Regions from separate parts of the Mus musculus genome. Here region 1 is linked to region 2. A link is a loop called in an ENCODE intact Hi-C map of the cell type or tissue named here. Cell type or tissue: gastrocnemius. All regions are shown on one strand. Links, peaks and the distances in the headings refer to the core of each region. The heading gives the core; the rest is flanking DNA.

What was found. A loop is a pair of places that touch in the nucleus more often than their neighbours do. Peaks named below come from ENCODE experiments on the same cell type or tissue, not always from the same donor. Only the 100,000 strongest peaks of a DNase experiment are listed, where the experiment ranks them.
Region 1: a loop joins it to region 2, with 5 times the contacts of the local background. A loop is called at or near these places in 12 of 42 quality-filtered maps.

What each region holds. Positions count from the first base shown.
Region 1 is chr1:102,213,802-102,221,687 of GRCm38, forward strand. It overlaps the pseudogene Gm3116. Among named protein-coding and RNA genes, the nearest start is that of Gm24122, 110 kb to the left of the region's middle. In gastrocnemius, for the core only: no CTCF peak of the experiment used is centred there; no DNase peak of the experiment used is centred there.
Region 2 is chr1:102,116,525-102,124,410 of GRCm38, forward strand. No RefSeq gene overlaps it. Among named protein-coding and RNA genes, the nearest start is that of Gm24122, 14 kb to the left of the region's middle. In gastrocnemius, for the core only: no CTCF peak of the experiment used is centred there; a DNase peak (open chromatin) is centred at 4,419.

The DNA of each region.
Region 1 (7,886 bases), core at 2,081-6,080, 97 kb after region 2:
GCCTGGGCAATCTACATGGCTTAAAGTCAGCTATCCTAGTACAGTCAGCAAGTTTTAGGCTCAGAAAAATGGAGAGTGTAGGAGACAACACTTGACCCAGAATTCTTGCCTTTACATGTGTGAACAAACATGTACACACATACATAGACAAAGATACAACCATACACGTGAACACACACATACACAAACAAACACACACATATACAAACATACACACACACACACACACACACACACACACACACACACTGTGGCTAGCAAGTCTAGCAAGTCATCAATACCTGCTCATTGGGAAAAAAACTGTAGCTGTAGACCAGGCTGTCCTCAAACTCAGAAATCCTCCTACCTCTGCCTCCCAAGTGTTGGGAATAAAGGCATGAGCCACCACTGCCTGCATGATGTTGTTTTCTAGTTCCATCCATTTGTCTGTGAACTTCATGAAGTTATTGATTTTAATAGCTGCAATTTTCTAAAAATATAAAAAAATAACTATAGGTTTTTTGGCTTAATATCTGTTGGGTATTTTAAAAGAAATCATATTCTGAGTATAAAAGGTATTTTAAAATGTTCTCAGTTAAACATCAAATACTAAGTTAAAATAAGTAAGCTAAGTAAAACAAAATAAGTAAATAAAGATCCCAAGTAAACCTTCCTAGAAGAAAACTTATGCAAACTATGTATACATTCTTCACACTGATACATGCCTGAAAGTAGGCTGCAGCTTCTCACTGATAATCTACATTGGCCACACTGCCATTGTGAGTGGTTGTAAATGATTCATAGGCTTTCACAGATACCATCCCCAAATTATTCCAATATTTAATTTAGTAGCTATTAAATAGCTTTAAAGCAATATATTATAGTTCAACACTGAAATACTTTGTTTTCATGGAAGAATAGCTAAGAGGGTGAAATTGTGGTCAACACATATGGATAAGCCCAAGAGAATCCCAGGGATATAGATTCTGAGTTTAGGAATATCATGACCAATTTGGATTATATCTATTTCTTTTCTAAGGAGAATGTTATGATTGAATGTTTGACCTATCTATTAGAAGGAGGATTTTAGTTTATACAATATCAAATGTTTAAGAGAATAAGAAGTTCTTGTGTGTTCATACTTTGTTTTTGTTTTGTTTTTCCTTAAAAGAAATTACAAGTACTATAATCATGATAATTAATTAGGCCAACTTATAATTACATGCATAAAAATTAGAGCAGAGGAAAATGTAGCTAGCAGGATTTTGCACAGTACAGAATTTAAAATATTTATAATAGTTATTTTTGAGACAGTCTCATGTACTGTAGGCTAACTTCAAAATTGCTATGGAGCCAATGGTGACCTTGAACTCATGATTCTCCTGTATCTAGCTCCCAACTGCAGGGACTATTGGAATGTGCCGCCATTATGCTTTCTTGGTGCTGAAGATTGATCTCAGGGCTCTGTGTGTGATAGACAAGGACTCTACTAACTGACTTACTTATATCACACACACACACACACACATGCCCCTCCCCCCCACACAAATTACACTGAAGTCTTTTGAAAGGAACATTTTTTTTAAATATATTGGGACATAAGAATAACAAAAATATAAAATAAAAGAAAGAAAAAATGCTCTCTATATTTTCTAATAACATTTTTATTATTTATTTTAAACATTTAAATTATATGTTATTTAGCAGATTAATAATGATCAGCACTGTAGTAATAAGAGTAAGTATTTATGTGTTATGGCTGACTGATAAAAAGCTAGAACATGTGTAAACATCTGTGACTATATCTTTTTAAGACATTTGTGGAACAAAACTGAAAGAAAACACAGAAGTGGATGATCACAGTCAGCTATTGGATGGGTCACAGGGCCCCCAAGGGAGGAGCTAGAGAAAGTACCCAAGGAGCTAAAGGGAACTGCAGCCCTATAGGTGGAACAACAATATGAAATAACCAGTACCCCGGAGCTCTTGTCTCTAGCTGCATATGTATCAAAAGATGTCCTAGTCGGCCATCACTGCAAAGAGAGACCCATTGGACTTGCAAACTTTATATGCCCCAGTACAGGGGAACGCCAGGGCCAAAAAGGGGGAGTGGGTGGGTAGGGGCTTGTGGGGGTGGGTATGGGGGACTTTTGGGATAGCATTGGAAATATAAACGAGGAAAATACCTAATATAAATAAATAAATAAATAAATAAAGAGTGCCAAGAAGTGAGAGTGGGTGGGTAAGGGACAGAGGAGGGTCTGGGGGAATTTCAGGATAGCATTTGAAATGTAAATGAAGAAAATACCTAATAAAAATTGGAAAAAAAAATAATCACACATAGTGCTGATAGGTTCAGAGTAGGAACCCCTATTTTCCCTCATCAATTTTTAAATGATAAATGTAAGCACATATAGTTTTCAGACCTTTCAAAGGGAAGCAAAAACCATTAGTGAAGGAAAAATATTGAAATACCATTCACAATGATTTACAACTATCTTTTTGGCCTTATGTTGTCAAACATGAAGAACCTAAGCTGGTGGTATGATAATGTCTTTATCAAGACCATTCATATATTCCTTATCTAAAATAAGAAGGCAAGAGAGTCTTTTTTCAATTATCTCCATTTATTGAATCTTTTGGATTTTTGATACTAAATATGCAATAAGAGGCATGTATAGCATGGAAATAAAGTATGTCCATGAAGTATATTAATGCTTTTTTATATAATTGGAAGGCAATTTCACTTAACATGTGTTTTTACTCTGTTAAGTATGGACATTTCTCCCTATCTTCCACACCTACTGTGTTTGTGTGTGTTCTGTCATTGTCTTCTTCTTCTTCTTCTTCTTCTTCTTCTTCTTCTTCTTCTTCTTCTTCTTCTTCTTCTTCTTCTTCTTCTTCTTCTTCTCCTTCTCCTTCTCCTTCTCCTTCTCCTTCTCCTTCTCCTTCTCCTTCTCCTTCTCCTTCTCCTTCTCCTTCTCCTTCTCCTTCTCCTTCTCCTTCTCCTTCTCCTTCTCCTTCTCCTTCTCCTTCTCCTTCTCCTTCTCCTTCTCCTTCTCCTTCTCCTTCTCCTTCTCCTTCTCCTTCTCCTCCTCCTCCTCCTCCTCCTCCTCCTCCTCCTCCTCCTCCTCCTCCTCCTTCTGTTCCTCCTCTTCCTCCTCCTCCTCCTCCTCCTCCTCCTCCTCCTCCTCCTTTTTCTTCTGCTCCTCTTTCTCCTTTTTAATTTCTTATGATTAGAAATAAGCTGCCCGTGTTATATAAGAAGGCCTTTTAAATATGATTTATTTATTTTATGTACATTGGTGTTTTGTCTGCATTTGTGAGGTAGTTAGATCCCTTAGAATAGGAATCACAGACATTTGTGAGCTACCGTGTTGGTGCTGGGAATTAAACCTGGATCCTTTGGACAAACAGCCACAGTTCTTAACCACTGAGCCATCTCTACAGCTGAAGAAGGCCTTTCATTTTCTTCTACTCTGCACTCCATGCACAGAATATAAGTGCTTGCTCATTTCTTGAACTGTACTTGATGATAACTGTATCTCTGTCTGTATGCTATCCTGGTATTTTACTATGTCAGATCCAAGTAGTGAAGGAACTTCTAAATCTTATATTAAAACACACACACACGCCTCTCCCCCCTTAAATTACACTGAAGTCTTTTGAAAGGAACATATTTTTAATATATTGGGACATAAGAGTAACAAAAATCTAATGCATAATTTAGAAAAATGAGTAGGATTTAAATAACTGAAAGAATTAGGGCAATATGCTTTGTAGGAAGATACTGTTCAGAAAATTATCTGAAGGGTGCCTTTGAAAATTGTTGGAGAATAATTATATTTTTGTTCAACCAATTATATTTTAAAGTTAGTGCAGATCATGGGTTTTTGCCATTTCTGAGTCTTCGTGAATAATTGTGTAGCCATTAAGATAAATAGGATATAGATTTAGTATTCAAGGTCAGGAGGAGATAGATGCCCTTCTGTGTGTGTGTGTGTGTGTGTGTGTGTGTGTGTGTGTGTGTGTGTTTGTGTCTGTGTGAGTGTGTGTGTGTGTGTGTGTGTGTGTGTGTGTGTGTGTAATTCAATGCCTGCCATTGTTCTCATGATGCTCCTGGATTGGAAGGAATCTCTGACTGCTAGTTAATGGGCAGAAACTCTCACACTCTGGATGGATACCACAAAAATCAAGCAATAGAGCTGAGATGGAGAGGAAGAATCACTGTACAGCAGAGATTCGAGAAAACTATAGATAGATTAACTGCAAAGCTATAGTCTTCAGATGAGGAAGACAATGGGGAAACAGAGAGACTGTGTGAGAGGCATTATATTGATTGTAAGATGAAAATGGCTATATGAACAAATAGGGCAGAAGGAACATAGAATGTCTGAGAATAAAGTAGGTCATGCTAGGGCTAAGAAGGGGACTTATCCCCTTCTTAGCTGCTTGCTGAGAAAACATTATGACCAGGATCCAACACCCAGATCAAAAACAGATGTCTTGATTTGTGTTTGCAATCCAGTACTGAGGTAAGCAGATCTATGTGGCTTACTGCAGACTAATAGGAAAGCCTCAGGTTCCTATAAAAGACATATTTTTTTAATTAGGTATTTTCCTCATTTACATTTCCAATGCTATCCCAAAAGTCCCCCATACCCACCCCACCCCCATTCCCCTACTCACCCACTCCCCCTTTTTGGCCCTGGCGTTCCCCTGTACTGGGGCATATAAAGTTTGCAAGTCCAATGGGCCTCTCTTTGCAGTGATGGCCGACTAGGACATCTTTTGATACATATGCAGCTAGAGACAAGAGCTCCGGGGTACCGGTTAATTCATATTGTTGTTCCACCTATAGGGTTGCAGTTCCCTTTAGTTCCTTGGGTGTTTTCTCTAGCTCCTCCATTGGGGGCCCTGTGACCCATCCAATAGCTGACTGTGATCATCCACTTCTGTGTTTGCTAGGCCCCGGCATAGTCTCACAAGGGACAGCTATATCTGGGTCCTTTCAGCAAAATCTTGCTAGTGTATGCAATGGTGTCAGCGTTTGGAAGCTGATTATGGGATGGATCCCTGGATATGGCGATCACTAAATGGTCCATCCTTTCGTCACAGCTCCAAATTTTGTCTCTGTAACTCCTACCATGGGTGTTTTGTTCCCAGTTCTAAGAAGGGGCAAAGTGTCCACACTTTGGTCTTCGTTCTTCTTGAGTTTCATGTGTTTAGCAAATTGTATCTTATATCTTGGGTATCCTAAGTTTCTGGGCTAATATCCATTTATCAGTGAGTATATATTGTGTGAGTTCCTTTGTGATTGGGTTACCTCACTCAGGATGATGCCGTCCAGGTCCATCCATTTGCCTAGGAATTTGCATAGCTCCTGGTGAATGTCAACAAGTGTTGAAATCTGAATTCCACACACATGCATATATGTACATGCACCTATAAATGTTTGTCCACAAATAAACAAACATGAACCCACATATATATAATAATAATTCAGTAATGACAAAATGTGCTATGTCATACTTATCCTTCTGGTGATACTTTCACTGCCCTCAGGCAATTTGCTATTATCCTACTTATGATATTCACTCAATGCCATGGACTGGACTCAGTTGGTCCCTCAATCTATGGGACAATCAGGGTTTCATTAATCAGGCAAGTAATGAGTTGGCACAGATGACAAACAGACAGGGATACACAAAGAGTGCTGTTTCTTAATGTAATTTCTCAAAGCAAGCATCAGAATTTTAATACAGAAGAAAATAAGGAAATTAGGTGACATATCAGCCAAGGTACAATGAAGTTACCAGGTGCTTAATGACTCTTACACAAAACAGAGGAATTCAAGCATAAAGACTGGCAGGAACTAGGCAATAAAACAACTGAGACAAAGTCAGCTTTATCTAAGGTTACCTATATTCTTAGAAGCTAGGTGTGAGGTCGTTATGCTCCCAGGGCAAGGGCTTTGATGCCCAAGCCATAGTTCTAATTAGGGAGTCCTGCTCTAGCTGACCTTCTCATGAATAATGCAATACTCTAGTTCCTCCTCAAACCACAGCCTGATCTACTTCCTAACCATTGTAAATTCCTGTTTATGGGAGTGACTCGGCTTTTATTCTAAGTGATTGTGTGGAGGTGGGGGGGGGGCAAACTTTCTACTAATAAGCAATGTAGTCTGCCATACATAACTATAATAAGAATTCTAAACTTACTTTGCTAAGCTTGCCCTGTCGTTTCTAACTCTATGTAGTAGATAGTAATGCCTGATTTCTTTTACTATCTCTCTTACAATAATAGAAGCAATTCTGAATGTTACTGAATAGGTAACATTCTTACTGAATTGCAAGCTCAGGGTCGGCTCAAGCTCACCTAGTACATTGGTGAACACAGGAAGCAAAGTTCAATTTTGCTTAGGTATTTGGTAAGTCTTTGCTTGGAGGCACCTATAATAAAACAATACTGAAATAAAGCACACAGTTCCATTCACTTACCAATGCAAGAACAAGTTTGGAGCATTCGTTTTAGAAGATGCCATGGTTCAAGGAGACTAAGTTTCAGTGAACTATTCACCTTGGGATTTCATCAAAGCTTTTGGGCCTGTCCCGCAGTCACTACTAGAGTGGGTGTGGCAACACAATACTTTTTAAATGATACTTTCTTATAAACACTATAGTGATAACCAGGAGCAAGGCCTTTGGTACAATTGCTAAGCAAATTAATAATGAAAAAATAACAAGAAAAAATTAAAATGTCAATGTTATGAAATAAATACAACCAGTTAGGGTTTTATGAAAATGTTTGAACTAGAGTTAGATATTCATTAAGGGGTCAAAATAGGTCTCTCTGAAATGCAATGCATGGATTTGCCTTAGTTTCCTTTCGTACAATAAGATACTCTGACAATGGCAGCTTAAGGAAAAAGGGCTTATTTTGGCTTATAGTTATAGGTTACCATCCATCATAGTAAGAAAGAAAGACAACAATAGCATACAGTAGTTTCCCATATCACATCTACAATAAAGAAGCATAGAGATGAATGTGTGCTAGTGTTCAGCTCACTTTCTATATTTTATACAGCCCAAAATGCCCAGCTCAGGAAATGGTCCAGCCCATAATTAAGATGAAATTTGTCATAGCAAATGTTCTGTTACTCTGAAGAGATATCATGGCCATGATATCTCTGATAAAGGAAAACATTTCACTGAGTCTTGCTTAGAGTTTTAGAAGTTTAGTCCATTGTCTTCTTGATAGCACACAAGTAGACATGGTCCTAGAGAAGTAGTTGAGATTTCTACATCTAGATATACAGGAAGAGAGAAAGAGACACATTGTCCCTGGATTGAGCTTGTGAAACCCCAAAGCCCACCTTCACTAGAAGAAGGCTGCATCTTCTAATCCTTTCAAAGAGTTCCACCCCCCAATAACGAAGCATTCAAATATATGAGCCTAAGGGGATCATTCCTAATCAAACCATCACATACCTCCACACATCAAATAACATGATCAAGATGATGCCCTGGAAAAATGCTGAGAGCTTCATCTCTCAGGTGATTCAGAATTTTATCAGCTGGACAATCAACACCAACTTCCACAAGACTGTAGCACACTCAGAGTGCTCAAACATCTTCACAAGCAAAGGAAAGGTATTCTGAACAGCAAGAATCATGTGCACAATGAGGATAAAGCTGGGTGTAGCTTTCTAAAACCTAGAAGAAATCCTATGCATGCTTTGTGGGAAGTAAAAAGAAAGGGAGAGTCCAAAACATGGTCAAAGCTTCTAAGTTTTGAATATGTTTGAAGCTACTTGCCATGGACAGCTATTAGACATTTTTGCAGTGGAGTGAAATAACTGGGGAAGCATATTTATTTTCTCATAATGAACCAAAAAGTTAATTTTT
Region 2 (7,886 bases), core at 2,562-6,561:
TTCTCCTACATCAGTTAACTGTAAGAACAATCCACTCAGACATACCCACAGGCTAATCAGATCTAGGCTATTACCTCAGATGGCTTAGGCTGAATCAAGTTGACAAAGCCACATAATAAAAGCAAATATCTATGAGTGTACAGAAGTAATATTCCAAGAAACACTATACAACTCAAACTCATAATTCATCTTAGACACAAAAACCAACACAGAATTATATGGGCTTCCTCAGTCAGCATTGTTTTACTTTTGTTTTTACTTTTGGTCAAATTCAGAGCTTGCCTAATTGCGATCTAAATCAATTGTAGATTTATAAAGGAGCTTTTGAGGGCTTTGTTAATGATGACTATTGTAAGGTAAGATAATCTGCTGTTAATTTAAATATGTACATAGTTTTATGGGTGATCAAATCTCTTGAAGGAATGATTATAAAAAATTTTACAACCATTAAGTTTGGTGGGATGCTGAAAGTAAAGTTGCTTGCTGCCAACCCTGAGAAGCAGAATTCAACGGCTAGAACCCATATAATGAGAGAGAACCCATTCCAAAAGCCAAATTTTGATCTCAACATGAAAGGTAAATAAACATAATATAAACATTTGAGACAATCTCTAAAAACAAAGAGTGCCCTATAATTTTTTCATGTCTCCTGGGCATCCAGAATGATGCATGTCCCCATCATCCATTCTGAATCTGACTATTTCAGTGATCATTCAAAACTATGTTGAGATACAAAAAGAATGAACTGTGGGAGTATCAAAACTCCTCCATCACACCCATAAGTGAAGAGATGAACTCTCAAATTGTCTTGCTTTTTCAACTTCCAATTTTGTTGAGGTCAGTTCAGTAGTACAGAGCTGAAACATAGCCTTAAAGAGGCAAGCTGAGGCCTGACTCTGAAGAGTCAAGTCAGGCTAGTATTAGGCAGCATGGAGACCTGAACACCTCAGTGACTAATGGAGAGGTTCTTGGGGTGTTTGTGTAAATTGTAAATGATCATTTTTTTTCTTTATCCTGGTTAGCTCTTAAATAAATGAGACAGACTACAAGATCTTTGTAGTAGGCTTTAAAGCACAATATCTAAGCATTTACTAATATTTTCTAATCCCCTAGTCTAATCTGGCTACTTCTCAGTCAAAATCTCTGAGATACTTGCAATTTTGTATTGATTTGGATCTCTCTGCTCCAGGTGTCACCAAAACTTTCTCATTTTGGTGAATCCTCTTCTCTTCTCTCTTCTCTTTTCTCTTCTCTTTCCTCTTCTGTCTCTTATCTTACCTCTCTCTCTCTCTCTCTCTCTCTCTCTCTCTCTCTCTCTCTCTCTCTCTCTCCCTCCCTCCCTCCCTCTCTCTTTCTCCTCTCTCCCCACTTGTGGATGTTCAAGCAGTTCTTTTCTCCACTCAGTTATTGACTGATCTAATTTTATTAACACACAAAAGAATAAATTTTAAGCAATTTTTATATAAACTTGAGATAGCATTTTTTTTTTTTTTTGGTTTTTTGAGACAGGGTTTCTCTGTGTAGCCCTGGCTGTCCTGGAACTCACTTTGAAGACCAGGCTGGCCTTGAACCCACAAATCCCCCTGCCTCTGCCTCCTCAGTGCTGGGATCAAAGGCGTGTGCCACCATGCCCAGCTTGAGATAGCATGTTCTTAGAATAATCATTTCTATACCGTGCCCAGATGGCAACCAGATATGAGAGCAGAGAAATCTGCATTTGAATAATACAAGAACAATCTTTACACAATGTAAACAACAGAGTCTAGAGCCTTGTTTTCTAGGATGATTATTAGAATCCAAAGGAATCTTTTTGCTCCAGTAAATCCAGTAAGACTTACTGAACAAGACACACTTTAGTGTCTGAGACACAAAATTCCACATGGTTCAAAAAGCAAATACAACTAGCTAAAGACCCAAGACGGGAGCTGTATTATAAATTGTTTCATGATTTCTACTCACCCCAGATAGGAACTAAGAGCAGAACAAACTGACTTTTCTCCCAAAGTTCAACATAATGAGCCAATGAGTATGTTGGGGTTAGTTGCATGAGTGTGTTGAAGGGTACACTCAGCAGCAGGATGGCTCATATGAAGCTGCATCACTGGAAGTCCATTCCAGCATTTCATGACTCAGGAAGACAGCAACCCTGCAACTCTATGCACCACTTTCCGGCAGCTCAGCACATCTGAGAATCTCCTCTCAGGAGATCTGCTGGGCAGAGTTTCCCCCTCCAACAAGTATTTAGTGTGTTACGAACATTGAGGATGGCCCTAATGAAACTTCTTTCAACTTTCTCAGATTTGTGACACTATGTTTATGTTGGAGAAGCCTCCCCTATCCTTCTATTGAAAGGAAACTGCTCTACAACATAGACCTGAACCTGTCTTGGACATGGTTTTCTTACAGTGCTGTTCTGCATCTTGATGTCTCTGTTACAGGAGCAAAACTGAGAAAAATGAGACACAAAACTAAGCCAGGAAGCAGTCCTAAGAGTGGAAGCCTGAGTTCAGTCGCATATTGCTTTGTACACCTTTAACTTCGTTCCCCAATATATGGTTAAGCATACCTATAAAGTAGTCCTGTAAATTGGTTGGTTGATTAATGGAGTCTGGGGATATACTGGAATTTCCAATCAGTCATAGAATTTGACACAATTATAGAAAAGAGAATATACCCAGGTACAGTTGGTGAGGATGGGGAGGATGTGGGTTGCAGCTGACTTGAGACTCACAGGATGTCGCCAAGGTGATCCATGCTATGTGCCTTGTGGAAAGTCCAGAAGCTAAGAGCTGGGAGGTACTACAAGTTCACTGGTCCTGTTTGTAGCCCACCAGAGTGACTCTTTGGGGTTCCTTATCACACTGCCACAGCTCTAGTGATATCTGAAGATACTGTCATATGTGCTCCAACCTAGTTGGTTCTCCAATCTCTGGGGAAAAAAATCCATAAATGTATGAAATGGAAGCCTTTCCCTTGAACCTGTAGTTTCTCCTGGTTACAAAACAAAACAAAACAAAACAAAAGGACAAGCAAACAAACAAAACAGCAAACAAACAAGCAAACAATAGCAGTAGCAACAAAAACCAATGTGGTTTAGGTGTACTCTGATAATGTAACAATCCTGAAGAATGAATGTGTAGAAATTACCTTTTATTTTCTCAGCATTTTGAGCTTGTCCTCACATTGAAAGCAGATAATTTGAAAGGATTCGCCTAGCATCTGGATTAAGTATTTTAAGATGGTACCCAAGAAATGTAAAGATAACTAATGATCTTGGACAAATTTGGGAGTAATTCCAGCTTTGTGACTTTGAGCAGTCACTTGAATACTCAAAGGTTTAATTTCTTTGTAAAACCAGGACAATCATGCTTCACTCAGTTAATCATATAACTCAGTTATTATATTTATAAGCTATATGCCTATATTGGGCAGATTTATCATTATACTAATTTATTCCCCAGCTACAAGACCCCTTACTACTTGTGGCTTCTTCAGGCCATATGATTCTGCTCCATCTTCCTTCCAACTCCTCCTCTTCCATCTCTTTGAGATCTCCTGCTCTACCTCTTCCTTCCCCCGCCCAATCATCAGCTCTAGCGTTTATTTGACCAGTCAGAATGGGAAGAAGGTTCAGTGAGATCACCTGAGTAAGTGATCTATCCCTCTTCTGGGGCAGGCCCTCTTGAGGAAACAAAGATAACATCAAACTACAAACAGCACCAGGGCAAGTCAGAACAGTGGATGGTAATTTTGAGATGAAAAGGAATAATTTGGCATTTCCCTAAGGAAAATGTGACTCCAAACTTGTTTTCATAAATGATTCTTTCTCTTTACCACAGGGATGAAATGCACTTGCCCAGCTTTCTGCATGCAGTGGTTGTCAGATACCAGAGGTCTGCATGAGCCACTAAGGGTCCTTCAATGAAGAGATAAATTAGAAAAAAAGCTGGAGTAAAAAAAGGAGAGCACCAGTGTCCTCAAGTCTTGTAGATCCAAGTGCAATTCATGGAATAGCTTCATCTGATGCAGTTGTAAATGTGATATAGAGACAGAATCTATATATTATAATGACAGTCTTCATGACAAATATATGTCCTGCCTATAAGAAGCCATCCTCATCTTACCTGTCTATGTATACTGTACTTACCGCTAAATTAAAATTTCATTTAAAGAGAAGATATTCACACCTAAGTCCAGGGCTAGATAGCCATGGGATGAGAGGAAGGCAGCAAGCCCCAGGCCATATGATATGAGAGACCATATCTAAAGATCTAAGCTGGGAAGTTTTACTGTCTGGCCTCGATACATTTTTTTCCCCTCGCATCGCCCGCCTCTGCTTTATTGGTGCCCCCTGGCTTGCACCACTGGACCCCATGAGTGTTTCTGCCCTGATCCAGCGGTCCAGGGGCAGCCAGGCAGGTGGCGCCCAAGCCTAGTGCATGTCCACCCTCGTCCCAGGTGAGGAAGGGGCCTCGGGGACCAGGCGCCCTGGGGGAGTCGGGCCTAGGCGCCTGGGACTTGCCCAAGGTCACTGGGTGGGCTGGGGCAGAGGTGGCGCGGGGCTCAATACATTTTTAAAACAGCACCATATTAAAACATACAAACACCAACAGTGATGGATTGAGAATTTAGCTGCAAGTTTTGTCCTATCTTGTTTTCAGTAAGAAAAATGACATTCTCAGACTTGGAGAGATGCTCCATGAGCTGTAAGAATAAGGACATGAGTTAGAATCTGTAATATTCTCTTAAAAGCTAAGTCAGACAGTGTGTTTCTATAACCTCACATTGAAGGGGAGAGCCTGGAAGATGCCAAGCCCCACCGACCTGACCAACAATCAGAGACAAATAGTAACCTTTGAAGTTAGTGAAAGTTTAATCGCAAAAAGAGAAGTTAAAAAGCAATTTCAGTGAACCGGAAGGGACTCGGACATAAACTAGCAACATTTTGCTGAAAGGACCCTGATATAGCTGTCTCTTGTGAGACTAGGCCAGGGCCTAGCAAACACATAAGTAGATGCTCACAGTCAGCTATTGGATGGAGCACAGGGCCCCCAATGGAGGAGCTAGAGAAAGTATCCAAGGAGCTAAAGATATCTGCAACCCTGTAGGTGCAACAACATTATGAACTAACCATTACCTCGGAGCTCTTGACTCTAGCTGCATATGTATCAAAAGATGGCCTAGTCGGCCATCACTGGAAAGAGAGGCCCATTGGACAGGCAAACTTTATATGCCCCAGTACAGGGGAATGCCAGGGTCAAAAAATGGGAATGGGTGGGTAGGGAAGTGGGGGGAGGATATGGGGGACTTTTGGGATAGCATTCTAAATGTAATTGAGGAAAATATGTAATAATAAAAAATATTAAAAAATAAATAAATAAAAGCAATTTCAGGAAACCTTCAACCTGTTCCTACTTGGATTCAAACTCCAGGCTGATATGTATGTGCACACACATGACAGCAATAATAAAATGTCTTTCCAGAAGAGTAAATACTTTAAAACCACATATGAAATGGAACCACAGTCTTCATGAAGACCACTCATGGCAGTAGAAATGTGACTTTTCCTAGATAAAAAAATAGCTCTAAACGTAAAATACAGTATTTCAAGCCAAAAAGGGGCCTTGTGATGAATCAGAAGTATTATAACTTTACAACTTTCTGATTTAACTGTCTGCACAATTTAGAAGTCACCTCCTTATTCTGCAGTCCTCACAGTATATTATCATCACAATGCTGTAGTTACTGCGAATTGAACCCTGCCTGTGGTTCCTGGTATCTTTGCTTGAAGTTCCCTTGTGGAATAGAGACATGCCCTTTCTGGCCTGAGAAGACACTGCAATACATACTGTAGATGGGTTTGCGAGAATTACCCAAGCCAGTGTGTTGAATGGAACCATCTTTAGCAAGGGGATGGTACTGATAACTATAAAATTTAATTTGCATTACATGACTTGCACATTCTTAATACTTCTGAGCTCTATATAATTAGACTGTTATCATTTATGATGCATTTCATGATACATTTTACTAGAAAAAAATATGAGTTCTTGCTGGAATAAGTGAGTTGCTCCCCAGAAGATCTCACAGGACTTTTAATCCTATGCTTATTTCCTGTCGGATAGTGAGCACCATTCTTGGTATGATGTGCCTGAAATAGATTTAAATCAAATAAAGAAACATTTATAAATCACACATCTTTGGGGATAGTATTAATCTATTCCATATTCACTTTATGCACGCACATTTCAAACCTGTGTGAATTGGAAAATGTAACATTTTACTGATATTCAGTGATATTTTCTATTTGAAGAGATAAAACATTTGCCTTACACAGATTAGGTTTTAAGACTGATCAACTGATTGCCAGCAGAGTCTTGCCCAACACCCGCAAGGGCCCACACGGGACTCCCCACGGGACCCTAAGACCTCTGGTGAGTGGAACACAGCGCCTGCCCCAATCCAATCGCTCGGAACTTGAGACTGCGGTACATAGGGAAGCAGGCTACCCGGGCCTGATCTGGGGCACAAGTCCCTTCCACTCGACTCGAGACTCGAGCCCCGGGCTACCTTGCCAGCAGAGTCTTGCCCAACACCCGCAAGGGCCCACACGGGACTCCCCACGGGACCCTGAGACCTCTGGTGAGTGGAACACAGCGCCTGCCCCAATCCAATCGCGCGGAACTTGAGACTGCAGTACATAGGGAAGCAGGCTACCCGGGCTTGATCTGGGGCACAAACCCCTTCCACTCCACTCGAGCCCCGGGCTACCTTGCCAGCTGAGTCGCCTGACACCCGCAAGGGCCCACACAGGATTCCACACGTGATCCAAAGACCTCTAGTGAGTGGAACACAACTTCTGCCAGGAGTCTGGTTCGAACACCAGATATCTGGGTACCTGCCTTGCAAGAAGAGAGCTTGCCTGCAGAGAATACTCTGCCCAGTGAAACTAAGGAGAGTGCTACCCTCCAGGTCTGCTCATAGAGGCTAACAGAGTCACCTGAAGAACAAGCTCTTAACAGTGACAAATAAAACAGCTAGCTTCAGAGATTACCAGATGGCGAAAGGCAAACGTAAGAATCCTACTAACAGAAATCAAGACCACTCACCATCATCAGAACGCAGCACTCCCACCCCACCTAGTCGTGGGCACCCCAACACAACCGAAAATCTAGACCCAGATTTAAAAACATTTCTCATGATGATGATGGAGGACATCAAGAAGGACTTTCATAAGTCACTTAAAGAATTACAGGAGAGCACTGCTAAAGAGTTACAGGCCCTTAAAGAAAAGCAGGAAAACACAGCCAAACAGGTAGAAATCATTAAAGAAAAACAGGAAAACACATCCAAACAGGTGATGGAAATGAACAAAACCATACTAGAACTAAAAGGGGAAGTAGACACAATAAAGAAAACCCAAAGCGAGGCAACGCTGGAGATAGAAACCCTAGGAAAGAGATCTGGAACCATAGATGCGAGCATCAGCAACAGAATACAAGAAATGGAAGAGAGAATCTCAGGTGCAGAAGATTCCATAGAGAACATCGACACAACAGTCAAAGAAAATACAAAATGCAAAAGGATCCTAACTCAAAACATCCAGGTAATCCAGGACACAATGAGAAGACCAAACCTACGGATAATAGGAATTGATGAGAATGAAGATTTTCAACTTAAAGGGCCAGCTAATATCTTCAACAAAATAATAGAAGAAAACTTCCCAAACATAAAAAAAGAGATGCCCATGATCATACAAGAAGCCTACAGAACTCCAAATAGACTGGACCAGAAAAGAAATTCCTCCCGACACATAATAATCAGAACAACAAATGCACTAAATAAAGATAGAATATTAAAAGCAGTAAGGGAGAAAGGTCAAGTAA